Regions from separate parts of the Mus musculus genome. Here all the other regions are linked to region 1. Evidence: chromatin loops called from intact Hi-C (ENCODE). Cell type or tissue: heart. All regions are shown on one strand. Each heading gives the region's core, and the rest is flanking DNA. Links, peaks and the distances in the headings are about the cores only.

Region 1 (6,218 bases), core at 864-5,863:
TCAGGTTCCCCGCCTGCGGGTGGGGGCGGCTGTAAACACAGGCTAAGCAACACTTAAGTAGCCAAGCTTAAGTAACACGGACGCCCAGGGAAGGCTGCTCGCCAGGGGGGCCTTGTCTTCCTCGGGAAGAGGGGGTAAACCAGTCTCAGACTGAGACACTGCCAAGCGGCCAGCCAAGACCTCCTGCCTCTTTGTCCCCCAGTGCTGGGAATCGGCTTAGGCCCGATGCTCCCTCCTAGAGCGAGGCTGCGCCTTTTGTTCCGGTCCTCTTTACAAAAGGATCTTGTATTTTGGTTTGTTTTTTTCCCCCCTTCCATTTGGTGGTCTCGCTTGTTTTCAAACCCCAACCTGTGTGGGCCCCAACCGCGACAGATAAGGCACCGCAGGGGTCTAGTAAGGGTTTAGAGTGCTTTAAATGCATGGAAGACAAAGGCTGGTTTGCACCAAACCGACCCAACTCGAGCTGGCACCCCCACCACGGGTGGCAGGTGCGCGGGGGCGCCCCTTGCTCGCTCCCGGCTCCGATGCCCAGACCTGCGGCCCCAAGCCTGCTCCTCGCAGTCCTATTCGGCCCCCGCCACCTCCCGGCGCTCGGAGAGGCGGGCAGCGGGGAGGGCAGCCCAGCTCCCGCTCCGCCTCCAAGAAGGGAATTTAATTAGCCTGCCGGAGAGGCGGCGGGCGACGAGGTGTCTCTGGTGCTGCAATATAATTGAATCGGCTCCACTCGGGCGGGCCACTCGCCGTCAGCGCGGCCGCGGGGGGCGGGGAGGCGCATCCAGGCGGAGCGGGAAGGGCTGGGCGGGGGGTTCGGAGGCCCCTTGGACTGCCACCCCAGGTAAAGCACCCCCCCCCCCATCCAACCACCTGCCTGGGCGCCCCCGCCCCATCCAAAGTTTTGCTACAACCCCGAGCCCCGGAGCCGCCCCCGCGCACTTCCCCGCGCACTTCCGCGGCAGCAGAGCCGGCTGAGCCCAGCGCGCGCGCGCGCAGCCGCGAGTGTGGCTTCAGGTCGGCCGCGCGCCCCGCGCTTCTCGTCCCTCACACCCGCGGGACCTGGCACCGGCCGTTGGCGCCCCTCCCGAGCCCACAAACTTGGGGAGAGGAAGAACGAGGGAACCCCCGCCACCATCCCCCACCCGCGCGCTCACCTTTCATGCCAGGGCCCCGCTGCTCCACCGCTCCTGACACATGCCGGAGCCACCGTCGCCCGGGTTTGTCTGAACTGCTTATCTCACCCGGGGCTGTGCGGCGGCGGCTCCGCCGCTCGGGGAGGTGGAGCTTCCGGGGCCTGGGCCAAGAAACACCTGCTGCTGTCGCCGCTGAGGACACACCCAAGCGCAACGCCGCCCACTCCCCGGCCCCGGCTCGCTCCCGGCGCCCTGACCTCAGCCGGCGGGAGGTGTCGGGTTTCAGCCGCAAGCGCACGCGCGCGCACCGACAGACCGCCCGGAGCACCCAGCGCGGTCACAACCCGCCGGGTAGGTGCCGCCCCCCGCGCTCCTGGCGACCCTGGCTGTCCGGACAGTCCAGGGGGATCTCTCAGAGGCCTCGCGGGCCACTCATCTCCAAGAGTAGGGAGGAGTGGCTTACAACACGCCTGCCATATCCGAGCCTCATAGCCGCCTCCCCAAGCGCCTGGAACAGTGCCTGGCACCTGGCCACCCACTAAGAGAGGGGAGGGATAGGCCTTTCCTTGTGCTGAGTGGAGGGGACCACACAATATAGGCCGTTGGCCTCTCTCGATCTCCAAGATGCCTGATCTATTACCACAACTTTAAAGGACTTAATGTTAAGAGCTCGGGCCACGAGCCTCTGTCCCAAAGTTTTGCAAAGTCTCCATCTCGCTTTAAGGAATTTTTGAGAAGGCCAAACGGCGGGGGCTCTAGTTCTTTAAAGAGCCCATGTTCGAGAAGTCCACGGAGGCGCCGCTGCGCCAGGGGCATCATTAAGTAGCTGGGGTTGCGGTCAGAGGCGAGGCCGCCGCCTCCAGAAACTGGCACAACCCACCGCGCCACCGGCCCCAGCGCACCGCCTTCCCACTCTTGGCACCCCCACCCACCCTACCTCACCCAGGCACTTCACGGGGATGACTCAGGGAGCGTCCTGAAATTCCTCGGCACCCACAGGCGGCGCGGAGAGGGACTGTGGGCCCCAGCGTCCCCGCCCACAACGCGACCGATCCCTAGAAACACCCCCTTCCCGCCACCCGGGAAGCGCGAGGTTACAGCGCGAGCCAGGCAGCCGGGGACCCTCGGCCGGACCCAGCGCGCAGAGAGCAGCCATCGAGGTGGCAAGGTCGTCGCGAGGTCCCGGGGTCTCCCCCGCCCGGCCTTTCTACACAGCTCTCTTAATGATCCTCCACTTTCAGACTTTCAAGCCCGGAGGCCACCGCACCGGGGGGGTTGGGGGGGGAACCTCAGCGCCGCTGCGGGTCTCAACTTTCCACCGCGGTGCCAGCCCCAAACCTGCCCCGGGACATGCCCGCGCAGTGCTCCGCAGGCGCGCGCTGCCTCCCCCGCCTTCCTCCCTCCCGCGCCAGCCGGGACAGCGCCGGGAGCGAGCGCGGGCGCCAGCACCCCCCGTCCATCTGTTCCCGATGACGCCGGCGGCGGGCAGCGCTCGGGGCCCGCGCCAGCAGAAGCCGCCGATGCCGCGGGGCGGGGGCGCACGCCGGGCCAGTCTTGCACAAGCCCCTGGCCGACCACAAACGACAAGGGAAACGGGCGGGCGAGGGAGGGCGGAGTTGCTGCTCCTACCTGCGGCCACCGGGTCCCTGGCCCCACACACGCGCTGCGCGGCCTTTGGTCCACGCGTTAGTTCGCGTCGCCCGGGGCAGCGTGGCCTCCGCAAGTTTACGACGCTGGAGACCAGGAGGATGCGCCGGGCTCCCCAGGAGTGGGGGCGGGGAGAGGCGCCTTTACCCGTCGGGAATCGCACGCGGGAGGGGGGAGGGGGGACAGGGAGGTGTCAGGAGAAACAACTGGCCTCGAGCCGTAAAAACAAAATGAAAAACCTCCCGGGCTGGTCCAACCCCTTTCCCACCTGGATTACTGGCTTGGGGGGGTGGGGAGGGGACAACATGTAAATGAGCAGCTCGCACCTGGCCGCGCTGCCTGCGGGCCAGGTTCCCCAGGTAACAACACCAGGCTCTTCCTCCAAATCTTGTCGCACCTTTCTCCCTAGGGTATCTAGAAGGCCAAGTTCAGTCACCTGTTTGGTGAGAACTAGGCAGGCCATCCTATAAATTTGTGGGTGACCACTATGAGCTACCACCTGTTTTGCTTTTTTTTTTTTTTTTAAGAAGCTGGCTGCTCTCCCCCACCCCACCCCAATACAAGGCAGCTCCGCTGAAACCGTACCCCCAACCGGGGTTTCAAATGAGGTACCTGCCCAGAAAGTAGTCAAGGTTGCAAGCCTGCAGGTGAGCCAGGCATCCTCCCCCAGCTTCTCAAACCAGGAGTCTGGTCTCCATCCAGCCCCAGACTGTCCAAGGTAGCAAGAGGGTGACAGACACCCACGATGGCCACAGGGGGACAGCAGTGAGCCAGCTATGTGCACTCAGGCCAGAAAAGGCTGGCAGTCACCAGGAGATGGATGGTCCTCACTGTCCCTACACCCTGCCCCAGGAAATCAGTAATCCTGAGCAGGGCCTTTGAGTTTAAGGGTGGGAATTGCTCTCTAGCCGCCATGTGGCTGGCCCCTTGTTAACGAGATGTACCCTGTATGGATGGACTGCTAATTCCCGACTCCGAGGCTAAAAGCTAACCTCCCTCTAGTTGCCGCCCCCTCCTCCTTTTTCTCCTCCCCCTCCTCCTCGCAGCTGCTGGCTCCCACCCCACCAGCAAGCTATACAAGCCTTTGCTCTCTGGGTCCTTTCCCTCAGTTCCATTTGTTTAGGGAAGTTGGCTGAAAGAGGATTTGAAACATCAAGTGCTAGGGACGGTCCTGGAAGGTGAGCAGAACCTCTTAGCTCAGGATGCTTGCCCGTCTAGGACACAGGAGCACCCAACTTTCCTTGCTAGGGTTCTGCCACGCTGGGCCACCTAGAATAGGAAGCAGGATTTCCCTCAGCCCAGCCCAGCTAAGCCTGGTTTCCTCTGTAAAAGCCCTGGACCTCAGAAACCGATGAACTCAAAACCCCAGGCAGGAGGGGTTTCTGGACCTGCAGGGTCTGCCAGAACCAGGACAGGTATGGGCAGCATCCACTGGACACACATCAAGTCCCCCCCCCCACCGCCCGGGCCCTCCCCAGAAACAAAACTGAAAATTACAGAGCCACAGCTCAGAAAGGCCACAGGGCAGATACCAGAGGCCCACAGGCGGGCATGTGAGGCAGCCAGAGTTAGGGAGGTGAGAGAGCAGGCTGCAGGCTTAGAGCCTCCTTCACCAAGGTCGTGTTCCCACCTGAACCCCGTCTGAAGTGAGCCCTGGAGGTCAAGTGCCTCCCAGTCTTTTCCTCCTGGGGCTGGGCAGGAAGACATAAGATGATGTGGTTTCCAGTTTTGACCAGTCCGCTGCCCTCACCAGAGGCGACTGCTTTGTCCCCCGGCAGCTGCACCTCCATACACTGGAGCCCTAGACTGCAGCATGGACCAGACTTAGCCATCACAAAGAAACTTTCCCAGCAAAGACTTGCTGGGCTCTTGTCATCCAGTGCCCTCCAGGTCTGGCCAGGCAGGTGGTGAGCACCACTTCCAAGTGTCAATGAACCTGCCTCAAGGTTCTGAAACTGGAACACAAGCCTGACCTACGGTTGCTTACTTACACCTGGCAGTATTCCGACAATCCACACCCCCCACACACCCCCAACTAGGAGACCTTCAGCGGAGTTTGTTACCCTAGTTATCCAGGCAGGGAGGTGGTGTCTCTGAGTTCAGGCTCTTCCTCTGCAGCAGTAGGAAACCCTGCAGAAGGGGGGGGGGGCGCCACTGGCCTTGGGTTTCTAGCATTTTTGCTTTTGCTAAGTCTCTGGATGAACTCTTGGTACCCAGAAAACCACCCTGGTGGAAGGGGGGCTGAGAAGCAGAGAAAGAGGGTCTGCCCAGACTCCATCCATCCTGACCACCTGAGCCAGGCTCTCCACAGCAGCTGGCAAGCCCTCAAACCCGGCTCCACTTTCTTTCTCTTCCCTCTTCCACATCAGCAGCCATCCTTCAAAACCCTGCTCAGATCTATGCTCTTAGAAGGCTTTCCCATCTCTGCCTCTGGAACTCACCTTTCCAGGCTGGTCTTACCGGTTCAGACAAAAGTGGGCCTGGGAAGGCGCATTTACCCTGACTAAACTGTTCTAGGGTGTATGGGAATGACACCCTGTTCTGGGGGGGGGGGGGGAGACCCTTGTCTCACAGCAGTGACTGCCCAGGGCTGGGGGGCTGGCAAGCAGGCTCTAACTGCCTGTAACTCAGGCTTGCTGACCCAGGACATGATGCGGGACAGCGGGGAACGGAAGGCAGCCGGTGACCTTCTAAAGTGGACTCCTTTCCATCTAACATGCGGGTCTGACGGCTGGCTGTTGGGGACTGAGGTCACCCAGGCAGCAGGAAGGGGCTAAGACCTGGCGGATCCCCTCGGCCCATTGGGGAGTTTTCCTCTTAACCCTGGGCCTCGGCGCCACTTCCTGCGCTTTCAGCGCCGGCTCCCACCCGCGCCCCGCACACAGCTGCACTCTTTTACAACCAGTTAACAGCTGTTTTGCATAGATTTTCAATTCTAATTGCCTCGCTTTGTGAGCGCCTCCGAGCCCCGGTGAATGGGGACGCCGTGGCCCACGGCTGGAAGGCGGGCGGGAAGAGGGCACTTGAGGGGAGAAGAAGGGAGCCAGTGTGCGCAGGCTGCCTGCCTTTATGTTTCTAAACAGGAGAAGAATGTCCTGGCCACCAACTGCCCCTGTTCCTGCATCTCCACCCGGAGCCTCAAAATCTGTACCTAACCCTGGCCAGCCCCTCCACCCAGTGACCCAGCCCCTAACCTTCTCCCCACCCCGCCCCGCCCCGCCCACCCCGCCCGAGCAGACAGCTGGGAGCAGCTTCCTATCCTTGCTGGCTCAAGGCCCCTCCCCCTACAAAGCACCCCCTCCACCCAGTCTACCGCAAGCCACCCCTGACAACAGCTTACTAAGCCACCGGCTCAGAGCCCAGCCACCCCCCCCCCCCCAGCTCTCTAGGACTCAGATATGAGAGGCTAATTGGACCATGAAGTTGAGCAAGGAGAAATCGCAC
Region 2 (6,218 bases), core at 792-5,791, 360 kb after region 1:
CCACAGCTGCCCCTCACTGCTTGAAGAGCTAAAGACCCTTTGCTATCTGACATTCCAATACCACACCAAGTCCTATAGCCAGGGACATTTCTAAGCTCTGACAATCAGTTATTAGCCTGCTGTCCGGGCTCCATCCTCTGAGATAAAAATTGGCCCTGGGATACACAGAGTAAGGTCAGGACGCTGGTGTGCTGTGGTGGCTGTGGCCCTGGTCCCAGGTCCTAGGTGTCATTGAACCTAGCAGGGTGAATTGCTCCCCTAGTGGACTAGCCAACCCAGCCAGTGAGGAAGAGACCCAGCCACAGGGCATTTGCAGTTCAAAGGATAAACATGTCTAAAGCCACAGGATGGGAGATGTTCCCTGTGTAGCCAGGCCTCAGGGAGGTCACACTTTGTTCCCTCAGAACAGGTGGCTTGGACAGTAGCCTCTGCAGCAGCCACCTGAGTCAGTGGACCTTGTCTTGGGCACTGTCCCACGTTTCCTGCCCAAGCTGGCTACACTCCAGCTCCAGCTTTGGGACACAGGGAGAGGGATCAAAGATGCCACCATGCAGTGTCATGGACAGAGCAGGGGCTGTCCCCAGGCCTATCTGAGTGCCGTGCACTGTCCATTTCTCTGAGGGAAGAGTGGCATCTGATCAGTCCCATTTCACAGATGACAAAACTGAGGCCCATAGACAGTGCTGGCCACAGTCTCCAGTTGTGAGGCAATAGATCTGGAATTTAATTTTTTAAATTACATTTATTCATTGTATGTGTGTTGGGTTGCATACACACCACAGAAGATAACTTGTGGGAGTTGGTTCTCTCCTTCCATATTGGTTAGGGCTACAGATCAGAGCTCAGGTCACTGTGCTTGGCTGCAAGCTCCTCTGTCCACTGAGCCATCTCATTAGCTCCAGAGCTGGGATTAAGACCAAGCAGTTTGGCTGTGAGGTCCTCAAGTGAGCAGGTGGCAACTGAGCTCCAGGATAGACTCGGAGGTTGCCATGTATCCTTGTGAGCTTCAGCCTTGACCTCGTGGATGCTCTGTCATCCCAGAACTATGGTGGCTTGCTTGCCCAATAGTTATGGCCAGCTTTCAGCTACACCCTGGGTAGAGGCTTTCCCCTGCTCAGTTCTGGGACTCACAGAAGGGTGCTGATTTTGTGTGGTACCAAGTGGGGCCCCTGTTTGTTTCGCCACTGGACAATGACAGAACCCCAGGCTTCTGTGTGTCCCATGAGAGCGAGTTCTACTTCTGAGCCACGGGTCATATTTACACATTGCACACAGCCTGTCGTTGTATATTTAAAGGTGAGAAGATCAGAGGTTCCAGGTCATCCTTAGCTACATAGTGAGGTCGAGATCAGCCTGGCAAACCTGAGAAAGCCCCACAGTCACCACCCCCTGCCAGCAGGGGAGAGCCACGGGGCCAACCTGGACCAAGCAAGAGCCTGGCGTGCTTCCATGCAGCACTTGGAAACTGAGGCAAGAGGATCTCAGGCTCCAGGGTCAGCCTGGGCTACAGAGGAAGACCCTGTCTAACACATACCAGCACCAGGGAAGACACTGTGAGCTCACACAGTAGGGCCTCCTGTGTGGGAAGTTCTGTATATCCCACCTCTTTCCTGCCCTGCCCCTGGCTGTGGAGGAATGCCCCGACACTGGGCAGTGTATACAGTCGTGGCTCTGGCCCTCTGACCTCATTCTGAGAAATTGGTCTCAGCATATGATCAGGGAGTTGCCATGGAGACCTTCCCCCTTTATGGCGCCTCTGGAGAAAGATTGAAGCCAGTGTAACTGTTTGGAGCATCTTGCCTGCTGGCCTCTCCTCCTGCTTTCCCAGACAGAATGTTCTCGGAGGGAACACAGTGCCACGTGTCTGTTGTTCTTTCACAGACATGGCCCAAGTGCCTGGTGATTGATGGCTGTGCACACAGTAGGCACTTAGTTTATATTCCTCCAGTGACAGATCACATCCGAGCATATGGTCTGGGATGGACCAGTATTCAGCCGTCATTCACAAGGATCCAGATGGCAAGTGTGTACATCACACAGCCTGGTGTCTCTCTGTCTCTCTGTCTCTCTGCCTCTCTCTCATATATATATATATTTTTTATATATATATAAAAAATGTATACAGCATCCTGCCTGTCTCTATGCCAGAAGAGGGCACCAGATCTCATTACAGATGGTTGTGAGCCACCATGTGGTTGCTGAGAATTGAACTCAGGAACTCTGGAAGAGCAGACAGTGCTCTTAACCACTGAGCCATCTCTCCAGTCCAGCCTGGTTTCTCTTGACCTGTCTATTTAAATCCTTCTTAATAGGAGGTGAGTGTGACAGCAAGATCACCTGACAGAGGGCAAGAGGTCATGTAGCAGGCACAATATGCAGGCTTTAGGAATCTGTGGATCAGTAAAAAGATGGTGGTAGGGGAGGTGACCTCTTATAACCCGTATCTCCAGGGCCAGCTCCCAGACCATTGCTCCTACTCCAGAGCCTCACAGAGCTTCCCAGAGAGGGACAGTGACTGCCCAGGTCACACAGCACACCCAAGGCCAAAGCCTAACTGAGAGGCACTTGAGCCCTCAGGTTCTGCTCAGAGTCGTCCTGGGTTTTCTGCTTGTGGACCACGGCTGGGAGTTGGCATTGGGTTTTCAACTTGAGTTTTCCCCCTCTTTTTTCCTAGTTGTTTAAGAACGTAGCTGCCAGAGACTGCCTCACAGATACCACAGGGACCCAGGAGCAAGAGGGGGACACCTGGACTGCCATGTGACATGCCCCCGGGACTGGAGGGAAAACTTCCTACAGATATGACAGGATCCCATGTAACACACATGACTGTGAGCATGGCGAATGCCAGATGGTAGCTGGGCTCCTTTCTTGGGTGGGGAGTGACCAGGATGTGTGTCCTTGCCTTCCTGAGATATAAGCTGGGCCTCATGCTATGTGTACCTGACCCACATGGCTCAGCAAGATGTGCATCTATTGTGAGAAGGGAGAGAGAGTGACAGACAGACAGACAGACAGACAGACAGACAGACAGACAGTGACAGAGAGAGAGACAGAGGGAGACAGAGAGAGGCAGAGACAGACACAGATAAAGACAGAGAAACAAGGAGAAACACGGAGACACAGAGAAAGACAGGAAAGGGACTACAGAGAACCAGACAAGGACAGAGAATATGCGCCCTCCAGTGGCCACCCTGGACAATGCGGGTTGGTGACTCTCCAGTCGGCCAACCTCCACTCTGACCCCCATGTCTTAGTTCTGCATAGCCCGAGACAGTTTTCATTTTTTCAAATTCATAAGGTTTCCAAGGATTCCAAGAGAGCCAATGACGAGACCTCGCACAGTCTGTCCTCCACACCTATGCCATACCTGTGTCTCCAGTCTCCTGTGTCCCCTCTGCAATCCCGCCACCCTAAGCAGGAGGACTGGAGTGTGGTCTCTGTCGCCCTCTGGTGGTCACAGGCTATAGTACAGGGCAGACAGGGACGAAGCTGATTAACTGGAATAGCTGGGGTCTGGAGGAAACCGATTCCTTAAGATAGAGAAGACCCCAGACAGACTGAGGCAGGGATGTAGTCGTCCACCACTGGCTATCAGAGGTGGGATTCAGTCACCTCTGCATTCCAGAAGCTGGCCATATTCTTGGGGCATTGGCATCCCTCACCCACAGACAGAAAAGCCACAGTCCGTCAATGGGTACAGGAGGCGGATTCTCTGCAGATTGGAACAGCAGCCTCTGAATGAGCCCCATCTCCCATGCCGGAGTGACTCATCTGCTCAGCCTGTCTGCTGAGACCCCGTTTCCAGTAAGGCGATGCTCTGAGACCCAGGGTGGACATGTACTTTGGGGAGACACTTTTCAATTCAGCTAACACCTCAGAAGGGAGGGATTACGGACCAGGAGACACAGAGCATCATTCAGAGAGAAAAATCACAGGACTGGCACAGCCCCGGTAGGAGTTCAGGGCCATGGCTGCCCCTAAACAGAGGGCACAGTACCGTAAAGGACACACAGAGATTTGTGTTGTCTGGGGAAACCTGTCCCTGCCCCCCAAAAGGGGAGCATAACACATGTGCCACAGAGACCCAGCACTCAGGTGTGCTCTGAGGGCTCGCTGGACAGGGGACCCGGCTCCCAGTGCCCAGCCCACCTATCTCCTCATCCCTGCCGCAGGGGCTCCAGTTCCTATTGGGCGATTGTCTAGGAGACTAGAGAGACCAGGGCTTTGCTTTCAGGCCACACAGCAGAGCTGAGGCGTGGGGTTTGAATCTGAAGCAGCTGACCGTAATGTTTCTGCCTTACTAAGTGTTTAAAACAAATCCCAGCATGATGGAGCTGGGACGCACACAAAAAAACGACCCAGTGTGACAGGCGTCCCGTGGAACTATCAATATCTTGCCTTGGGTTCTCTGCCTCCACCACCAGGCCTGCTTTGCACCTTAAGTGAAAAGGGGAGTGGGGCGGGGCGAGTGGGGCGGGGCGGGGCGGGCGGGGCGGGGCGGGGGCTGTGACCCGCAGACCTCTCAACGTGTTAGTGCTCTGACGCTGGAGTCACCTTCCCCAAGTCTAACAGTGGGAGTCGCATACTCTGGGAAGCCCAGGACTGCCTGATTCGCTAGGCACTCCTCTGAGCTGCTGCCTGTCCCCCCGCACCCCCCCCCCCCGCACTCCTTTGGTTCACCTTCTCCGCTTCCCTTTACCGTCTACTCCCCCCACCCTCAGTGACACTGGCTCCCACGCCCCGCCCACCGGGCCTTCTGCCTTGAGGGTGGAGGAGACTCTACACAGCAGGGTCCAGGGTGAAGTCCCAGGCAAGCTCCCTTCGGGGATCTCCCTGTCCGTTCCTGGTGGTTACAAGCACTTTGAACCCCCAAGAACACCATATTCAAAGGCATGTGGAGGTTCTGTGTCCCACTTCCAATTCATTTCAGAGAGTGGTTAAGCCCCAAGGCAAAGCTGGCCCTCCTCACCCCGCAGGGGAGGCCCTGGTTGCCCAGCAACCAGCTGGGCTCCTCCCAGGGCTTGCCTGGGGATGGCCCGTTGCCTGGCAACCAGGCAGCAGAGTCCCTTGAGCTTAGCCAGACCACACAGCTGGGCCCAGTACTAGCTGCCTTCTCTCTGACTAGGGGACCCCTGGGGCCCTGTCCTTATCCTCCCCAAGATCCTGGCAGCAGGTGCCTCTCTCTGTCCACAATGAACGTCGTCCTCTCCAGGTGAGCAGCCTGCGCTGCTGGGAGGGGTATGCAGGTGGGATCCTCACGTTCTGCCACATCGGGGAGGAGGGCAGGTGAGCCCCCTGCCATCCCTTCTCAAAGTGGAGGGAGGGCTTGAAGCATAGAGGTTACCAGAATGCGATCTGTCGGCCTCACCTGTGCTGCGTGAAGAGCAAGTGTAGCCACTCTCTGGTCTGTTCCCTGCTTTTGCTTGCCCCCTAGGAACCCCTCCAAAAACCCAGGCCCCAGACCTTGACACTGCTCCCTCTAATGGCCCCAGACTCCCTGTCACCTGCCCTCCCTGATTGCCTTTGAGTCTCCCTAGGACTCAGACTTCCAGTGTCCTGGATGCACCCAGAATGCTCTTTAAAAGCTGGCTTCCAGCCTTACCCACGGGGCCTGCTTGCCTGTCTAACTGTGTATGAGTGACAGCCATCCTGGAGTCTGGCCTGCTGTATGCCCTTGGGCGGGATGCTTTGCATCTCTGGGCTTTTGTTTACTTGATTAAAAAAAAAATGTCAATAGCAACCTCTTCTAGGGAAGTGTGAGCGGAGCATTTGCAAACTACAAAGTTGAAGCTCATTAGCAGGCGTGAGACAGTGCTCCTTATGGGGTCTGCCAAGTGGCCACCACTAGAGGCCACAAGAGGGGCTTGGGTTCTAGAGAAGGGAGGGCAGCAAGGGACAGGAAAGACCTGGGGCTGAGGGGAGGGGACTGTGACAGGACGCCTCAGGAGCCTCCTGTACCCTTATGAAGACTGAGCACACAGGTTGTCACTAACGCTGGCTGTGGGCAGGATGCGGGGTGTGGGAGGCGGCATGAGCCCTGGAGGTGTGTCAGAGAAGGCAAGCGTGTGGCATGCGGTGGTCAGTGGTCTGCAAAGAGCTCTGTGGAGGAGCCCAGGGCTGGTGGGAGGGAGAAGGGACCAGGCAGAGGAGTAAGGGTGATAGAGAGCCCAAGTACTCCGCAGGGAGCTTGATGGGGTCGGATGGCATCGTGTAGCATC
Region 3 (6,218 bases), core at 877-5,876, 250 kb after region 1:
TGTGGTTGCCCCAGCTGGAACTGGAACACACGTGCAAAGGAAGTACTGTAGAGTGTACTGCCAGCACTGGGTGAGGGGGTTGGGAAAGGTTTGTAGTATTAAGGAAGCTTGAGTGTAGCTGGGCAGTGGCAGCAGGCTCTCACTTGGAACCCAGGGGAGAGGCCTCCTGCAGCTCTGTCCTTCCTGGGTCCCGCCTCTCTCTGGCCCCACCCTTTCCATGCCTGGGAGTTCTTTGGCGCTTACAGCCCCTGGCACCCAGAGAAATGATCAGGTTGTGGGAGGGAGACTTGGGGCCATGAACACAGTTCTGTCCCTCTTGGTATGGTATAGCCAGCCACTGGCGACGAGGAGGCAGCTAGCCTACAGCCTGAGGAAGACAGTATCTCCCAGTTGTGCCTCCTGCTAGCTAAGCAAAACAAGGGCTATATTGACTCTGCATGGGCAGAGGAGGGCAGAGGGCATGGCAGCATTCAGACACCCAGACCTCACCAGGGAGCTGGCTCCTTCAGACTCTCTCCTTGGGGTCTCCTGCAAATACCCTCGATGGCTCTAACTGGAAGGGACACTGTGCAGCTGGCCACCAGATCAAACCACTCCTGACAATGATGCTGCACCCAAAGAGAGAAGCTGGGTCCTTAACTAAAGCCCTTCAGAGCAAGGGATGGGGTGATGGGACATGGCATTGGAGCATTCCCTGTAAGGTTCCAGCCAAGATGAGGTTCCCGAAGGACTAATGCTGGTGTGTAAATATTAGACACTTCTGTCTCCTTTGAGACCAATTACACAGATCATGGCGGCTCCCCCAGGATGCTGCCTTCCACCCACTGTACTGTCATTAACAGTCTATTAGGAACAGCTGCTCGGAGAGGGAGGCGGGAGCTCGGAGGAGAAGCGGGAAGGAGGGAAGAGGAGAGAAAGAGACAGAGAGAGACAGCTAGGGAGGCTAACGGTGATCTGGAGACAGTGAGACAGAAACATTAAAGATGTAGGAGACACGGAGAGGGTGAGACAGAGAGACGGGGGTGGGGTGGGGGTGGAGATGGGGAAATAGGGGAGATGGGAGGAGATAGAGTCGGAGGGTAGATAAATGGGAGGGGAGAAGAGGGGGAATAGAGGTGGGAGATGGACGAAGAGGAGGAGGGAGAGCAGCAGCAGCAGAGGCTCAGAGTCCAGGCCTTCCTGCCTTGCTTCCTTAGGAGATGAGCTATGCTCAGCCCAGGTCTCAGCTAGGGAGAGCTGCAGGGCTCCACACCAGGCCTCCGACGCTATGCTCACCCACAACCCTACAGGCTGGTGTTTCGTCTCTGCTGCTAGTGAGAGGAGAGGCTCCCCTGGAGAAGCCTGCAGACAGAGCCTCTCTGGGTGCACAGCCACCTGCCACACAGCTCTGGTCTGGGTGTCTCCATCGGAGACTATGGATCAGCTCCATCATGCCTGAGCCTCCTCCAAGATCAAGGCGAACAAGGAGAGAGGCATAGGCAGGGCTCTGAGGCCACGAGCTGGAGACCCACAATCAGTCCCACACTTCTGAACCCCAGTACATGCAGGTCCTTGGCTGGTAGTTTAGTTCAGGGTATGGGTACCTGAGCCAAGTTGGGGGGGAGGCAGAGAGGCAGAGAGAGAGAGAGAGAGACAGAGAGAGAGACAGAGAGAGGCAGAGGGGGGCAGAGAGAGAGGGGGCAGAGAAAGAGAGGCAAAGGAGACAGAGAGAGAGAGAGAGGTAGAGGGGAGCAGCGTGGGGCAGAGAAAGAGAGAGGCAAAGAGGCAGAGAGGCAAAGAAGAGAGAGAGAGGCAGAGGGGCAGAGGCAGAGAGGAAGAGAGGCAGAAAGAGAGGAAGAGAGGCAGAGAGAGAGAGCAGAGAGGCAGAGAAAGAGCCAGAGGCAGAGAGAGAGAGGCAGAGGAGCAGAGGCAGGCAGAGAGAGAGAGAGAGAGAGGCAGAGAGAGAGAGGCAGAAAGGCAGTTAAAGAGAGGCAGAGAGAAAAGCAGACAGGCAGAGGCAGAGGGGCAGAGGGGCAGAGGGGCAGAGGGGCAGAGAGGCAGAAGGAAGCCCTAGGTCCCAAGACAGGCCTCAGGTACCAGCTCACTCAGTCTCAGCTCCTCCTGTGCCCACTGGAAACAGCAGCCTCCCCTTCTCCACTCACCCAGGTGCCACTGCCATCTGTCCAATGTCCATCTGTCTGTCCATTTGAACAAATGTGCCCCAGCACGCTTCCCACACTTTAGACAGACGTAGGGTGCACAGTGCTGACTTTAGCACAGGGGACTCTTGTCGTCAGAGACAAAGGACAACAGCAGCCCACAGTGGTCACCGGTGCCTTGGTGGCAGCCCTGGGAACAGTGGAACAGCACTCTAGGCAGTGGGAAGTAGAAACTCAAAGGGCCAGAGATGGGAGGTAACAGGCCTGGGATGGGATATGTCAGTCAGAGAGGACGGTAGCAACCACTTGGTTAGCTCCCCCAGGCTATCAGTTAGAGACAAAGCAGCCCTGTGCAGTAGGAGCTGGGCCTGTGAGCTCTGCCCTCTTCAGCTCTGGCCAGGGTATTATGAGATGGCCTCAGACCCAGGTTGCTCCCAGAAAGTTTCCTGTTCACAGGCTTGTGAGCCCAGCACCCCTGGATGTCTGCCATCCCTCCAGGCTCCTTGGAATCTGGGGCCTCTAAGGAGGACAGGGGTGGAGCAGCCTGGCGCCGGAGTCCCCCCGCCCCCAGCCCCCAGCCCCGCTGGGATTTGGGGATATCAGGCCCCAAGCCCTGCAAAGCCTCCACAGCTCCCTCCTCCACGGCTGGGAGTAATTAGGTGACCAGGATATAAATTGTGGCTTGCTCCTGTGTATCTGTGGATCATATCTCCCAGAGAATGCCTCTGTGTGTGTGCATGTGTGCACGTGCGTATATATGTGTGTATATGTCTGTGTGAGCATATGTGTGTCAGAGTATGTATTGTATGTCTTTGTGTGTATACATGTATGTGTGTCTTTATGTGTGTGTGTCTGTGTGAGTATATGTGTATATGATGTATATCTGTGTATATGTATGTATGTGTCTTTATGTGTGTGTGTGTCTATGTGAGTATATGTGTGTGTATGTATATCTGTGTATATGTGTCTTTGTGTATGTTATATATATATATATATGTGTGTCTTTGTGTGTGTGTGTGTGTCTGTGTGAGTATATGTATGTGTATGTATATCTGTGTATGATTGTCTTTGTGTATATGCATGTATATGTATGTGAGTCTTTGTGTGTGAACGTGTGTGAATGAATGTATGTGTGTCTTTGTGTATATGTGTTTTAGTGTTTATATGTGTAAGTGTATGTGTGTATGTATATGTCTGTGTATAAGAGTGTATGTGTGTCAGTGTGTATGTACGTGTGTGTGTGTGTGTGTGTGTGTGTATGTATGTAATGCATATGTAGAATCCCTGCAGCTGGAATGTCCTGCAATGGTTCTCCGTGGTACCTCATGCCTTCATGTTCCCAGAGAAATGGGAAGCTGACATGGGCATACTTCAAGCTCCTTGCAACTCACACACTTGTCCTCTTGCACACAGAATCCTAGCCTACAGTGACATTTCTCACACACACACCAGCTTTATATACACGCAGTCCCTCTAGAGGCCCAGAGTTGGGTTTTGATGCCACCTGGAGCCCATATCTGGAACTGCAGCATGGCATAGACTAGCTCGAGGTACTCCCCCACTCCACCTAGGGTTAGCTTCTGCTGTCTCGAGAAGGTCCTCAGTCTGGGTCAAGTTAGGCTCTTTCACAGATAAAGAGCATGAAACAGCTTGAAGAAGTGAAGTGATAGGACCCCAACATTCAAAGGCCATAAACAAAGTGAGGCTTTCTCAGATCCCTGCCTGTCTGGATGCAGGACAGCCAGCATCAGCGTGGAAAGTCTGTGTGCACCAGACACACACTGCAGCTGCGCAGAGTCAGGGTGATGCAGGACACATATGCCCCCGGCAGGAAGAGCTCCGTGCCTCGAATGATGCTGGCTGGGCCTCAGCGACCCCTGCAGACCCTCGCAGGTCTGCCCTTGATCGGCACATAAAGCTCTTGATGGTGACAGATTCCAGTGATAAAGAGGAGGAGATAAATACAGAAGCAGGGTCATGTGACAGTGTAGGAGCCCAGGTAGGAAGAGACAGCCACTTCAGAGGAGACTGCCTTTTGTGACCATCCTTTGCAAAATTAGGAACTGGCCGCAAGACCCACGTAGAGACAGAGCTGTGACCCCATGGCTCAGGTTACCACAATGTAACCCTGCAAGTGCCTGCCCCTTGTCTGCAGGCTGGACAGTGTGGCCCTCCTCCCCTGCTTCCTGCAGCAGATGTGGCCAAACCAGGACCACACTGCCCAGAGACCCCGATCTGTCCAGCACCTGCTTCCCCCACCCCCCAGCTCCAGCTGATGATGGACAGGCCTAGCCAGGATAAAGCCAGCCCCTGCCCGCCAGCCACCCTTGCTTCTGGAGCTAGCGAGCGATCAAGACAGTCCTCAGCAGTACAATGTTTTCTCTCAGACCAAAGACTCCTGGGAGGTTGGGTGCTGAGGCTCTGGGTTTTACGAAGCCCCACAGTATAAATAACCACCCAGTGGAGCTCACCGTCCTAGGATGATGGGAGCCACTCTCTGAGTTGCTCCCACCTGCTGTGTGCCTCACACCTGTGTGTGTGCCCCATGCCTGCAGAGACGTGCATCAGCCACGTGTCAGCCACGTTTCCCATCCCAGCTCTGCTTGCTGCACTGGGGCCAATGGGAGCACCTTGGGTGCCACGTGACCATAAGCAAGGCTCTCCACGGGGTCACACAGGAACACTGCATCTGTGAGGTCCCTGCTGCCCTTCCATGACCTCCCTCACGGGTAGGTAGTCTCTGAAGCCTAAAAGGGGGAACGAGAGCCCATGTTCTGGATCCCAGCCCTGCCCACACCGTGACTCCAGCCCAGCAGCACCTCTGGACGCTCCCTGAAGTGAAAGACAGCCACGTGTATTTGCCAGTAGGCTCTCAGGGTGAGGGTGCCCGTCAGCGCAGCAACAGGAGGTGTATGCACCTGAGGTCACTCCCACCCAGCCATCAGAATCCTAGAGTAAGGAGCAGCCAGAATGGAGACACTACTGCTGGCCCACTGTACCCAGAGATGACACATTCCACCGACTGGTCATACTCAATGACATTTCTGTCCTCGCACAGGTTCGGTCTCTATAAAGCATCTTAGCATCTTTACATTGGTCTCTTCCCTAGGACACATGACTTTTTTTTTTCTTCTTCTTCTTCTTCGAGACAGGATTTCTCTGTATAGCCCTGGCTGTCCTGGACCAGGCTGGCCTCGAACTCAGAAATCCGCCTGCTTCTGCCTCCCAAGTGCTGGGATTAAAGGCATGCGCCACCACACCCGGCTAGGACACATGACTTTTTTTTTTTTTTTTTGGTTTTTCAAGACAGGGTTTCTCTGCATAGCCCTGGCTGTCCTGGAACTCACTTTGTAGACCAGGCTGGCCTCGAACTCAGAAATCCACCTGCCTCTGCCTCCCGAGTGCTGGGATTAAAGGCGTGCGCCACCACGCCCGGCTTGACACATGACTTTTAAACTAAGTTGACATATGTATGTAAGGACCATCTGACCCCAGAGATACTCAACGCAGCACAGTAGGAACAATGACATCATCATCTGGCAGCCAGCCAGGTTCCACACTCCAGCCCTGGACACTGCACTGCTTGGCCACATGACACCTGTTGTCACCTCCATCCACAGGTGTCAGGAAGGCTCCAGAATGTGTGTCATTACCCAGTCTAGCTCACGTTAGAGCCTCAGGCCAACTCACTCTGAGATGCAAGCCCTGTGAAACCTGGAACTTTCTTGGCCCCAGTGTGTGAGGCTGAGGCTGAGGCATAGGCAGAGCTGGGGAAGGCTTACATGGCAGGCCCCTAGTTTATATACACAGAGTTCCGAGCAGTGTGGCTGGGTCTCCGGTACAGCCAGTGAGTACAGAGAAGACATAACTTTCCTCAGGCTGGACAAGAAAGTGCAGGCACAGGCCAGGCCTGTCACACCAGCGATGTGACAGTTCATGCGAACCATACAGACAGGGATATGTTGCCTGCTCCAGGAACTCCTAGAGGAATTCTCTGTCTTCCATGCATTGTGGGGCTCCCAGAGTGGGTTCCCAAGAGGCAGCGTGTGGCGTGTTCTCCACATACACATACAGCCACCA
Region 4 (6,218 bases), core at 360-5,359, 170 kb after region 1:
CACTGATGATGCTGCCTGTGCTAAAGGAAATGTCAGATGTCACTTGTATCTGACATGGGACTGGGAGGACTAGAACCTCAGAGTCACCTGCATGGGACACCTGGGCCCTGAGCATGCCTCTGACCCTCTGGGGGCTCTGTAGCCCAGGCCCACACGGCTCCACTCTTGACCGCCGCTCCCATCCCTGCCTTTTACTTCTTGCTTCCTGACCAGAGGGTGGCCTGGAAATGGGTCAGCACTGGCTCTTCACCTAGGCTGTCCCAGGCTAGGTATGCTCTGGGAATGTAGGACTCAGTGGCCTCAGAGCTGGGAGCACACAGATGAGCCCGAGGGCAGGCTTGGTGCCGGGGTCAGCTCCGGGTCAGCCTCTGTTCCACAGTGCACAGGGTGTGGAGGCTCGTGCCTTGGGACAAGCTGTAGGAGGGGTTGGCTCAATATCCCACCACACCGTTCAGTCAGCTAGGCTGGATCTGGGACCCCAAAGTACTGCCTCTTGGGCCAACACTTATACCCCAAATGCATCTCAGTGTCCTTGAGCTAAGACACTGCCACCCTGAGTCAGGGCTCAGCCCTCTGTCACCCCCACATCCGTCTACAAGCCTTGATGTCTGGGCACCAGTCCCAAGACCCACACTCCTTCCTCTAAGCTGGTGCAGGCTTTCCCTGGGGCTCACTCTGGGCCCACTCACTCGTGGGCTCCTCTGGTCAATGAGAAGTGACTGGCCCAGCCTGGTCTGGCTGCCTGTGGGGACAATAGTGGACTCACTTATGGGAGGGGCGGAAGGACCCACCGGTGAGAGGCTCCCTTCTCTCTGCCTCTCCATCCACCTCTCTCAACCCTACTAAGCTCCTTTATGAGCTAGGTCCACACTCGGAGCTGCGTACAAGCTTCAGCCCAGCAAGGCAAGGCAGGCTTCCTCCTGCTCCCCAGCGTCCTGCCTGGCACTGCCACTATGGCTTCTGTGGGGACCAGGCCCTCGGAGGTGACAGCTATTTCCCTATAGTCCTGATTTCTCTGCCTCGTGTTCTCCTGGCAGGCTCAGCTGACCAAGACATTTTGTGCACAGAGGAGGAAGGCTATGCCCTAAGACACAGAGGGGTCACCCTGACAGCCCTCATTCCTGTAGGAATTTGGCACCACAAGGGGGGTCAACACAAAGGTCAAAGGTCAAAGAGACACAGTCAAGGCTGGGGTGCTGGGAAAGGATGTGCGTATGCGTGGGACACAGGGAGGAGGAGGAGGAGGCTCAGACGAGAAAGGAGAAGAGGCTCCACAAGAGGAGGCTCCACGGCACAGAAGGCCAGGCAAGTGGTGGGCTCTCAGAGGCTGAGGTGGGCTGTGGGTTTCAGAGCCTAGTCAGTGCTCTTTGCTTGGGGGTGGGGGTTGTAGATGCAAGGGACACAGGCCACTGGGAGGGAGGAGGGACAGGAGGCTCCAGCATTTCTGAGTCAAGGGTCTCGGGTCTCTCCCCAGAGAACTTCTTCTCTGCCCTATTCAGCTGGTAGGGTCTCCATTCTGAATTCCCTTCTCTCTAAAGTCCCCAGTCACATGGTGCTTCCCCTGTGGCTTGCTCTTCTTGGTGTCCATCTTGATGCATTTGGGGGAAAGAGAGCACTCCAGGTGCCCTCAGCTTTGGCAGTGTTTGGGGGTTCCAGGGGAAAGTTCTAGGCAGATCTATGTTCTGGATGCATTTGGAGGTGGGGACCAGGGTGATCTGCCTGCTGTCTCCAAGGTACCCAGGGGAGGGGAAGGGGCAGAACCTGGTTCCTGGGGCTAACCCCACCCACTCCAGGCTTCTGTTTCTGGCTCTGCTGGGTTGCGCCCCCTTCTGGGCCAGTGACAAACTACATCCACAGCTTCTGTCCGGGAGGGGCAGGAAACCATCCTGACCCCTGACCTGCTCAGCAAAGAGAGGGGAATTTGGGGGTCCAAATGCAGGCTGTCCTTACTCAGCAGCTTACAAGGCTGGCCCACCACACCCCTGAGTTCTGGAGTGACCCCACTGTCCTGCAACTGCCTGAATAGAGACACACTTCCTGTCCACTCCGCCCCTTTCACTGACACTAGGGACCCCGTACCAAAGACATAGTCAGCCCAGTCAGGCTGACTGGAACGGACCGCCAACCAGCAGGCTCTATGAGACACCACCTCCTCCTGCAGCTGTGAACAAAGAGCCACCTCACAGGGCAAAGTGGACCTCTTGTGGCTGTAGCTGGGACATTAAACCCTAGGCAGAAGGAGAGGTTAGATAAGCCAGTTGGGTGTGTTGGGGTCTCAGGGTTATTCCAGCTGGGGAGGGGTACAATGGGAGAGAAAGGAGAAACACGAGGAAGGGGCCACAGGCCAAGGACAGCTGAGGCTTTCAGAAGCTGGGGCAAGCGCGAGGCAGATCTTACACACTAAGGAGGAAGCAGCCTGTGAGGCCTTAGCCTGGAACCCAGCCGAGAGCTCTGACCTCTAACCTAAAAGGAAGAGGCACGTTTGGAGCCACTAAGTTCCAGGTGACATGTGACAGCAACCACAGGAAACCGGTGTGACGGGAAGAAGGCCGTTCCCAGACTCACACAAGTGTTTGCTCCCAGGAACATCCTCCAGGGCACAAGCTCAGCTGTGACCTTGAGTGCCCTTGGCCGAGCCATGACCAAGGCTGGGTCCTCTGTTTCCTAAAGGCATTGCTTCTTCTGGTTTTGTTTTGCTTGTAAGATTTGTTTGTTTTTATTTCTTAGGCGAGAGTGTTTTGCCTGTGTGGAAGTGCACCACCTTTGTGCAGTCCCTCTGAAAGCCAGGAGAGGGCGCCAGGTTCCCTGGGCTGGAGTGACTTGAGGCTGGACACTATCTAAATGTGGGTGCTGGGATTTGAACCCTGGCCCTTTGCAAGAAGAGCAGCCAGTGCCCTTCAACACTTGGCCATCTCTGCAGCTCTTCTTATAGCTCCCTCACCAGGTGTTTGAAATAAATTCACTCAACCCTCAGAGCTCCTGTACAAAACATGTGCTGACTGGACCATGCCCTGAGGAGAGAAGGAAGGCTCTAGAGTTGGATAAGAAGCCACTTGGATGCACATACCTGGGCTCTAATTTCCTCCATCCACTGCCGCACAGACCCCAGCTCCCATTCACCCAGTGAAAGCTTGCGAGTCCCCCACACCCCACCCCGCCCGCCTAGGCCAGCCAGCATCACACAGACACACACAGACACACACACACACACACACACACACACACACACGGAGGTAAGAGACCCACAAATTGGAAGGAACAACATTTCCAGATGGGAATGAAGCTGAAGAGAGAGGCTACAACCCCGTGAGCAACTACTAAAAGCTGAACGGAATAAGCCCCCGAGGACACAGGGAAAGTGTCACACATATGTGGCCTTCAGGAGGGTGGGCCAGGCTAGTTATAACATTGTCTCCCTAGGGCCCCATGACTCTTCACCCACAGGGCCCACAAAAGTCACTTCAGTGGCTCCGAGCATAGTCTTTGTGTGTGTTTACGTGCTTGTGTGGAGACTCAGGGAGGGGCAGGTACACACGTCTGTGTAGGTCAGACTCTGATGTCAGATGTCTTCAGTCGTTATCCTGTTTTTGAAGACAGGGACTCACTCACTGAGCTAGGCTGGGTGGCCCGCAAGCCTCAGGGGGTCATATCCTTTCTCCCCTTCTCCAATTCAGGGGTCACATGTGTGAGCCAACACACTCAGCTTCTTCATGAGCCCGCTCCAACCCAAGCCCTGAGCCCACTCCACTCCAACCCAAGCCCTGAGCCCACTCCAACCCAACCCCCTTAATCTATCTTTGTCATTGAAAATGTCTATCTCCAACCTCCTGGGGTAGAAGTTCCAGTTGGCGGTGGCACTTCTGGGTCACAGCACAGCAGGCACAGAAATCTCCCCTGATCACAAGCCATCAGGAAGACACTAGGTCTGAGCCAACCCTTGGGTTACCATTCCCCACTGCCCCACACTGAATACCCTTTCCTCTTTGTTTTATGAAAATTGAAACTGGTGGCAGGCCACACGGCCACACACCAGCCAAGGAAGTGTAGAAAAGACAGTACATCCCAGTGGGTGGGAGCCATCATACACGGAAGACAGATCTGCCAGGGATAAGGACATGGGCCTATGTCTCAGCACTAGGAGACTGCCGCAGCAGAGCCATGAGTTCAAGACCAGCTTGGACTTCGGCATGAGATACCCCACCCCCACCCCGCCCCTTACTGAAAACAACAAAACAATTTTTAAAGAGAGGAAGAGGGCACAGCAGGGAGCATCAGACATTGGTGCTAGGAACACTGACAAGATGGCAGCGTTTCCCAAAGTCCTCAGCCAGCACCAATGTGCTGATTGGAATGCAGGCCCAGCTGAGCATGGTGCTCCATGCCTGCTGTCTTAGCTCTCCAGAGACTAAGGCAGGAGGATGGAGAGTTCCAAGCTAACCTGGGCACCATGGGCAGACCCTCTGTCAGAATAAAATGTCCACTAAAACAGTAAGGGGAAAGGAGAAAGAGGGAGGGTCGGCTGGTCTCTGCCCGTGAGCCCCACTGTGCCCAGAGGGACTCCAGGCCTTCTCTCTCTGGGTAAAAGGCCTCTTTACTGCCTGTACCTTCAGAGGCCTCTAGACTTCCTGCCCTGACTTGCAAGCCATGTTTCCAGCATTATGAGATGTGCCCAAGAAGATAAAAATCACTGCGAGTGGGAGCCAGGCATTGGATCCCAGCTCCACTGGTAGCACCCAAGGGAGTGGAAGGTATAGTGAGGTGTATGGCAGGTGCCCGGGAGGTCCTACTGCAGAGGAGGGTACTGGGGGGGGGGGCGACGTGTAGGGAGCAGCATCCCTCTCTGCAACCCTGGAGCAGCTGTGGCTCCCCAACCATTGGCAGAACCTGTCTGTGCCTGGTGTCACCACGCTCAGCTCTCCACATGCCGCTATGGGCCGTCTGCCAGCTGAGTATCCTTCTCTGCCTTCCTGGTGACAGAGGCAGCCTCAGCCAGAGCCCATTATTCTGACAAAGAAGAGGAAAAGAGGCGGGATTGCTGGTGATAAGTAGAGCCCTCCTTCTGTGTGCTGGAGTCATGCTGTAGGTCAGACAAGGCCGCCTCTTGTCTTCTGGTCAGTGTGCTAGTTAAATTTTTGGTCAGCCTGATACAAGTTCCAGTTGTCTAGGAAGGGGAACTGAGATAGCTCCCTCCATCAGATGGCCCGTGGGCAAGTCTGTGGGGCATCTTCTTGATTGATGATTGATATGGAAGGGTCCAGCCCACTGTGGGCGGCACCACCCCTACGTAAGTGGTTCTGGATTCTCTAAGAAAGCCACGCGGAGCAAATCAGTAAACAGTGTCCCGCCACGGCCTCTCCTTCACATCCTGCCTTCAGGTTCCAGTCTTGGCTTCCTTCAATGGATTGTTACTGGATCTGTAAGCCCCCAGCCCCATCTCAAGGGTTTTATCACAGGGATAGAAAGCTTAACTAAGGCAGGTCAGGCAGCATCCTTGTGCCACAGATGAGGAAACCAAAGCATGAGACGACATCCGGCTTATACCAGAAGCTCAGTAGAGCCAGGTCTTAGTCCAACAAGCCCAGATCCACGCGTGTGAAAATGCTCATATCCTGGCTGCACAGCACGCAGCTTATTTAACACATGACAGGAAGAAAAGGGGGGATGGGGTGGGAAGGGCAGTTGGAAGGAGCATCCCTACTAGACACAGCCCCAGCACCCAGAAACCCTCTCCATGGCTGCAGCTCAGCCCAAGGAACCTGTTTCTCAGAACCTGTGATCTCAGGAGATGCCCCTGAACCCAGAGTCACTCCCACCCCTCAGGGACAAAAAAGATACAGGGCCAGTCTTGAGTTAGGAAGATGGCACAAAGAAGGCCTGGAACAGTGCTGTTCTCAGAGGGCTCTGGGAAGAAGGTGGGAGATAGGAAGACAGACAGACAGACAAATAAGCAGCAGAAGCAGGGAGAAGCTCTGAGGAACCTCAGACCCTGCCTGCACCTGGAAGGTATGGAGGGGGCCAGGCAAGGAGTGTCCCCCACAAGGGCCAATTAATGAGTGTCCCCACAAGGGCCAGGCAAGGAGTAAATTTCACAGGGTCCTAACAATGAATGTCCCCACATAGGCCTGACAAAGGTGTCCCCAAGGAAGCCAGGCGCTGGCTACAAAGTGCTGCAAGGCCAGATCCCATTCCCTGCTGCAGAGCAGCTCAGGGCCTGAGGA
Region 5 (6,218 bases), core at 756-5,755, 64 kb after region 1:
GAGTCATTGTCTGAATACCAAGTCCTAGTCCGTGGTGGGGCTTTTCATCTACCCCCTCCCCCTCCATTATCCTTTTCCTGTCCCAGGTCCAGCACCTGGTCCCTCCCTGAACCTATTGTCTTGGGACTCAGGGCCATCCGGTCTATCTTAAGGGAGTACAAGGGAGCCCCCCCCCAACCCCCCTGTTTCCTCAGACTCTAAGTCCTTTGGCCAAATAAACATAACCATACAAAAGATATTCAGGGCAGGCCAGGAGACATGAGGTGTAGAAGAGACCACAGAGGCTGGCTGGGGGCCAAGGTCACAGAGCATTGTCTGAGAGGCCACGGGAGCCATCCCTGGGCTCTGAAATACAGAGCCACCCAATTCAGTCCATTAGCAGAGGCCAGGCTGGAGCACCTGCCAACTGACAAGACCCTCTAGGAAGGCGCCTTCCTGGCTCCCCTCCCCCACCGCACACGTACTTGATGCCACATCCGTCGTGGGGTCTCTCAGGTCCCTTGCGCACATGCTCCCACAGACGTGAGGGCCTACCACAAGAGAGGACCAACTGCTGCCCAATAAGGATATCCTTGTGCCCTTTACCCAGGTTCGAGACTTCCCCGCTCTGCCTCCTGCTCTTCCAGCCCAGAATTCTTGGTTGCGACCATGAACATCACGCTGGCAGACGGAGTGGTCTTCCTGGATTGGCTACGGAAGCATGATCGGCGGCGGCGTTCTCAAAGGTCGGGGTTTTGTACCTCCCAGGTACGCACAGAGGCTAATGATGGTCCGACTTGCTCCCTGTGTGAGTACTGACTCTTCTACCATGGCTTCCCGGCATCCCTTTCCCAACAGCAGTCAACCACCCTGAGGTTGTCCACAGGGGCCACACCTAGACAGGCTGAGTAGACAAACGTGGTGGAGATAGCCTGCATAGTTACCCTAGGAGCGGGAGGTAAGCATGCCTAGCCAGTGGTAGCTTGGGCTCCTCCAGGCATGGAGGGAAGAGACAACCCCAAGACACAGGGTGCATTATGCCCTACAGGGCAGGGAAAGCATGGGGTGAACCAGGATAAGCCTTTGGCTGAGCTGAGGCCGCAGGGAAGAGTACCTGTACTCAGAGTTGGATCCTTCCCCACTCAGCCAGGCATGGTGGCAGACTCCTTCAGTCCCAGAACTGGGGAGGCAGAAGAAAGCAGATCTCTGTGAATTTGGAGCCAACTTTATCTACCTAGGGAGTCCCAGGGCAACGAAGGCTATGTAGAGACCCTGTCTCAAAAAACAACAAAACTCCAGGAGGCTGTGGTACACTCCTGTAATTCCAAAACTTGGGAGGTAGAGGCAGGTGGATCTCTGTGAGTTCAAGGCCCGTCTGGTCTACATAGAGTTCCAGAGAGCCAGGGCTCCAGGGAGAAACCCTGTCACAAACAAACAAACAAACAAACAAACAAACAAACAACAACAACAACGAAACCAACAAAACAAAACAGAAAAGGGAGCCACTCTTGGATGTGAGTATTCCCTCCATGTTGGATCTAACCCCCCCCCCCTCCAATGATATCTGGTTGCTTTCAGAGGCTGCAGAAAGAGACTACCCAGTTGAGTCTCAGATTTCACTGAGCACACCTGTGTTTGGGGTCCTCAGTGTGGGCTGCAGTCCTGGGTAGTGGAGGAGGGGGCAGATACACAGGGGTGTATCTGCCCATCACTGGCTGCTGGTAGGGTTTCTGAAAAGGCTTGACTTCCTCAGGGAAAAAGCTCAGAGGAAAAATGGCCCTCTCCACCGCTCTGGGCTCAGCTACAAATCCTCCTGCGATGGCCTCTTTCCGACATTCCCAAAGCCCCTCCACCGCAGATGGTGTGTGCACCAGGGCTCCGATAAGACAGCCTCTCTGGAGCAGATCCATTCGCGCCCTTGCTCCCGTGGCCTCCGGTTCTCATAATTCCTTTCTGATCTTACCCAGGGCACCCAGGCAGGCTGTGAGGCAGGCAGGATAATCCATTTTAGAGATTGATCAATATCGCTAGGAGCCTTTTAAACGGTTCCACGGGCTTCAAGGAGCCAGGGCAGATGGCTGAGCTGGAAATCAGGGAGCCAGGGGGTGACGGGAGCGCCGGCACTGCCAATGTGGGCTTCCAGACAGCCCTCTCATTTCCAACTTTGAGTGTGCGTTCCAATCAGGGCGGGGTGGGGTGGGGGCTGAGTACATGCAGGCAGGTTGTGCATGCAGGCTGGGCTGAGAAGGCCGGCAGGCAGGGGTTGAACTGATTGTATCTGATAACTCAGCCACTGGGCATCCCATAGAACATCAGTAGCTCTGCTCCAAGGGACAGAGGCGTGCCTGGTAGCCAGTTGGTTTCCTCTCCAGCCTAAAGCATGCTCTAGACACCTTGTCCTGTCTCCACTCCTTGCCCAGCTCACAATCCCCCCCCCTCCCCGCACATCACAGATCTAATCACAAACAGCTCCCCAACCCCCACCCAGCTCCTCTGCACCACCTAGGAATAGGAAGCCATGCTTAGCAACACAGGAGCAGGAAGCCAGAAGGGCCAGTGACTCCTAGGTGACCTGGGATGCTAGCTGTCTCCAGGTAGTGGGTCACTTGGCTGCCATACTATTTCCACCAGGGTGACCAGCACTTCTGTGGGAAGGTAGGAATTCAGGTTTAAGCGTGTGGCTTGTTGGGAGGGAATGGGGCATAAAAAGGACCAGGCTTTTAAAATATTAGTACAATTCTTACAAAATAAGACCCTGTGCTGACGCCAAGGAAAACACAGCTGCTGACCACAGCTGGGCCAGTGAGGTCCCCACCTGTCCCAGCTGTGGGGCCTACCTGCTTCTCAGCTGCCCTGGTGGCCCTCACCACACACAGGCCCTCTTTGCTTTCCAGGGACCCCCACCCCCACCCCCTTCCCTCTGTTGGCTGAGTCCCATTCATTCACACCAGCCCGCACTCCACAGCCGGCTGGGCTCCCTCAAAAGCCTTTCCAGGCCGAGCCTGAGTCCTAGGGCCTGCTTCTCTGATGCCCGGCCACGGCCTCCTCCTGCCACCCACGCCCCCTGCAGGCGGTCTCAGTACAGCAGCCCCAGGAAGCCTGCTGGTACCTGACTCTTAATGGTTGTCATTGAGTGAGTGACAGGTTAGTTCTCACAGTGTTCCTCTCTTCCACCTGCAGGCCCCCTGTCCCAAGGCCTTTGTACTGACTCTTCCTCTGCCTGTGGCACCTCACTCATCCCCATGTGTACAACCTCAGGGGTTCAGATAACAACACGATACCTAGATGGGACGGCCATCCACAACAGGACATCCCATCACCCTAGTGGCCATCACAGTCACCATCACAAAGGAACAACAGCTCTCCCTCGAAACCCCCTTCACCCCCATCCTTAGCCTTCACATCACCCCACTCTCCTGTCTCTCTGTGTGTCCCCCAGGGCAGGACCGATGTCTCTGTACAGCCTGGAAGGGCACTTTGCCTGGCCTCCACAGCTTGCAATTTATAAGGTCTTATAAGCTCTTCACCCCTGCCCATCTCTTTTTGTTTTTGTTTTTGTTTTTCGAGACAGGGTTTCTCTGCGCAGTCCTGGCTGTCCTGGAACTCACTTTGTAGACCAGGCTGGCCTCGAATTCGGAAATCTGCCTGCCTCTGCCTCCCAAGTGCTGGGATTTAAGGCTTGCGCCACCACTGCCAAGCCCTGCCCATCTCTTTAGCACTCTCCCAGCCCTTCCTCTGCCTCAGCACCTCTCACCTGTGCTCCCCCTCCTCCCACCCTCCATTTCCTTCCCCCAACCACCCCTCTTCCTGGATGCCTGCTTCCTCCACACACCTCACAGGCAAACTAATCTATCCGTAGAGACCATGATGAGAACCCACTCGAAGCAACATTTCTCTATTCCCTTCATTTCCAGCTGCAGTGACCCTCCTCTCCCAACACGCGCCCCATACACGTCCTCCCTCATGCACAACCATTTCCCATTTTCATTCTTTATCATATTTACTCAGTATTGGGGGTGGGGTGGGGAGCGGGGAGCACATGTGAGAGTGTATGGCGCGCGGTGCACCGTGTGGCAGTCAGACTACACGTTGAAAAAGTGGCAGTTCTCTCTTTCCATGATGTGAGTTCTGGAGATCCAACCCAGGTCCTCAGGGCTTGGCAGCAAGCCACTGTCCCTGGTGAGCCATCTCGCTGGCCTCTGGGTTCATCTTTGTGGGCAGCTGATGTGACTCTCCTTTAGATGTCATGTGCGTGGGCTTTATAGCTAACAACTCTCCTCAGAGGGAGTAGTACCCCGTCCCCTGCAGAAGGCATTCACACCCTAGTAAGCGACCACTGCCTCCTTTGTAGGCTGGTGCTATCTCTGGGCCTGTGACCCTCATCCTGGACCTGACACCGGCTGCTCTGGTCCAGTGGCAGCTCTAGGCAGGTTGCTCATACATGATGGTACACCATCCATCTGTCTTCATAACTTATTATCTGCTCAGAGGGTGCGCACACGGGTGAGCCGTCCCCGGAACAGGCAAGGAGAGCAGCAGGCACTGCCCACCAAACTTCCAGGCATATCTGAATTCTCCTGCCACTGAACCGGCCCCTCCTCTGGACCACCTGGATGCCACAGGAGATCCATGGAGGCAGGGAGGGAGGGTCCCCAAATCCTACCCCTTGGGTAGCATTTCTATAACTCCATTCTGGCACCTCTACTCTGAACTTAATTTACCATCCACACTGCGGCTACTATAACAGATGAGCTGATTGCACACTGATAAGTCTTAATTTACCCTGAAAAAAAAAAAAAACAAAAAAACCTGGCCCAGTGGAATTCTTAGGACATCAACAACCCCCAGCAACAAAGGATGGCCTTTCCCAGTTAATGGCAAAGCAGGTTAAAAGCTAATTGCCGGAGGCTGCTGAGATGGATCAGTGGTTAAGAGCCTGTACTGCTCTAGCAAGAGGGTCAGAAGTCAGTTCACAGCATTCACATGGCAGCTCATGTCCACCTGTAACTCCTGCTCCAGAGACTCACAACCTCTTCTGGCCTCTGTGAGCACTGTGCTCTTATGTGTGTATGTATATATACACACATACACACACATATATACATGTATATATACACACACATATAAGTATATATACACACATGCACATATATTCATATATACATATATATACACATATATACATATACATACATACATACATACATATATATATATATATATATATATATATTTAAATTTTTAAATCTTAAAAAAATCTAACTACCATTTCTGGTTTCTAGAAGGAGATGATAGTCCTCTTAACCTGTCTGTCCTTGGAGATCAGCAGGAGACAGGCTCCTTCATCTTGCCCAGATGAAAGTGCTTTGTCAACAGCTTCTCATGGAACCCCCTTCCTGTGTTGTCCCCTGCTGCTTCTGTACTGTCCCATCTTCCTGCTCCCAGCCTCTGTCTGCAAACCTCTGACCTCAGGACCCTGCACCCTGACTCCAGGGGTCCTGGCTACTTGATGTCAGTGTGTTGCCACCCCCTCTTGCCTCATCTGCAACCGCCAAAGGCTGGGGTCAAGCCTGGGTCCCCCGTGTCCCTCTGTAAACCTTATCCTTCATCTGACAGATGGGATGAGGATCCAGGCTTGTGTCTGGGTCTCAGAGCTAGCATGTGGTCAATGCAGCTGGTGCCAGGAAGGCTTTTCATAGGGTGCTGGGCACAAGGGGGAACAGGGAGATTGTCAGAACTGGAGCATTGGCTGTTGAGAGCCTGCAGGCTATGGAGGGAAACCGAGGCCCAAGTATCATCTGTATACTTGATACAGCTCAGCCTGGTGCTATTGTCCTGGAGCTACGATATCAGGAACACTAAGAGGGGCATCCATAATTGCTCCTTGGGTCAGGTCAATTCAGCCCATCCCTCCCCCTAGAGGCATCCAGGATGTAGGCAGGAGGTTTGAGCTGGACTCAGGCTTGGCCATGGATAGACCAACCAAGACCACCTTCACACCGGTAGGTCTGGGTACAGGTACTAACGTTTAAGGAAAGACTATTGCTACAGCTGCTTCCGAGGACGAAACTGCTGACCAGAGAGGTTCAGTAGCTTGACTAGGGCCAGCAAACAAGTATGAAGACAAGATGTCAATCAAGACATCTTGAGAACAATATACACAGTATAGACATGGCTCACCTTGCTCTCGTGAAACATGCAAGTACCTGGGATGGAAACCTGAACTCTGGGCTCTGTGT

The links. Peaks named below come from ENCODE experiments on the same cell type or tissue, not always from the same donor. Only the 100,000 strongest peaks of a DNase experiment are listed, where the experiment ranks them.
Region 2: a loop joins it to region 1, with 6 times the contacts of the local background. A loop is called at or near these places in 3 of 42 quality-filtered maps.
Region 3: a loop joins it to region 1, with 5 times the contacts of the local background. A loop is called at or near these places in 4 of 42 quality-filtered maps.
Region 4: a loop joins it to region 1, with 7 times the contacts of the local background. A loop is called at or near these places in 2 of 42 quality-filtered maps.
Region 5: it touches region 1 in a loop (2.4-fold over the local background); 13 of 42 quality-filtered maps call a loop at or near these places.

What each region holds. Positions count from the first base shown.
Region 1 is chr8:120,532,493-120,538,710 of GRCm38, reverse strand. It overlaps Gse1 (genetic suppressor element 1, coiled-coil protein), which reads right to left and starts at 1,302. Exons shown (of 16, transcript NM_001145896.1): 1 at 1,149-1,302. The coding sequence starts at 1,155. 1700016A09Rik (RIKEN cDNA 1700016A09 gene) reads left to right here and starts at 985. Exons shown (of 1, transcript NR_151732.1): 1 at 985-1,819. It overlaps Mir7687 (microRNA 7687), which reads right to left and starts at 15; the gene lies at 1-15. In heart, for the core only: no CTCF peak of the experiment used is centred there; DNase peaks (open chromatin) are centred at 1,350, 2,190, 2,620, 3,530 and 2 weaker places; H3K4me3 peaks cover 3,505 bases; H3K27ac peaks cover 4,695 bases.
Region 2 is chr8:120,176,308-120,182,525 of GRCm38, reverse strand. Cibar2 (CBY1 interacting BAR domain containing 2) reads left to right here and starts at 5,057. Exons shown (of 9, transcript NM_001033980.2): 1 at 5,057-5,212. The coding sequence starts at 5,193. In heart, for the core only: a CTCF peak has its summit at 3,363; DNase peaks (open chromatin) are centred at 2,798, 3,285 and 5,135; H3K4me3 peaks cover 1,786 bases; H3K27ac peaks cover 2,366 bases; H3K27me3 peaks cover 791 bases.
Region 3 is chr8:120,279,090-120,285,307 of GRCm38, reverse strand. It overlaps a transcript of Gse1 not described here. Among named protein-coding and RNA genes, the nearest start is that of Gm32968, 45 kb to the left of the region's middle. In heart, for the core only: a CTCF peak has its summit at 3,659 (motif pointing left); DNase peaks (open chromatin) are centred at 2,641, 3,649, 4,677 and 5,700; H3K4me3 peaks cover 517 bases; H3K27ac peaks cover 3,185 bases.
Region 4 is chr8:120,360,218-120,366,435 of GRCm38, reverse strand. It overlaps a transcript of Gse1 not described here. Among named protein-coding and RNA genes, the nearest start is that of Gm39264, 18 kb to the right of the region's middle. In heart, for the core only: CTCF peaks have their summits at 1,847 (motif pointing left) and 2,782 (motif pointing right); DNase peaks (open chromatin) are centred at 999, 2,035, 2,505 and 4,945; H3K27ac peaks cover 4,252 bases.
Region 5 is chr8:120,468,166-120,474,383 of GRCm38, reverse strand. It overlaps a transcript of Gse1 not described here. Among named protein-coding and RNA genes, the nearest start is that of Gm51556, 19 kb to the left of the region's middle. In heart, for the core only: a CTCF peak has its summit at 3,046 (motif pointing left); a DNase peak (open chromatin) is centred at 3,010; H3K4me3 peaks cover 930 bases; H3K27ac peaks cover 2,558 bases.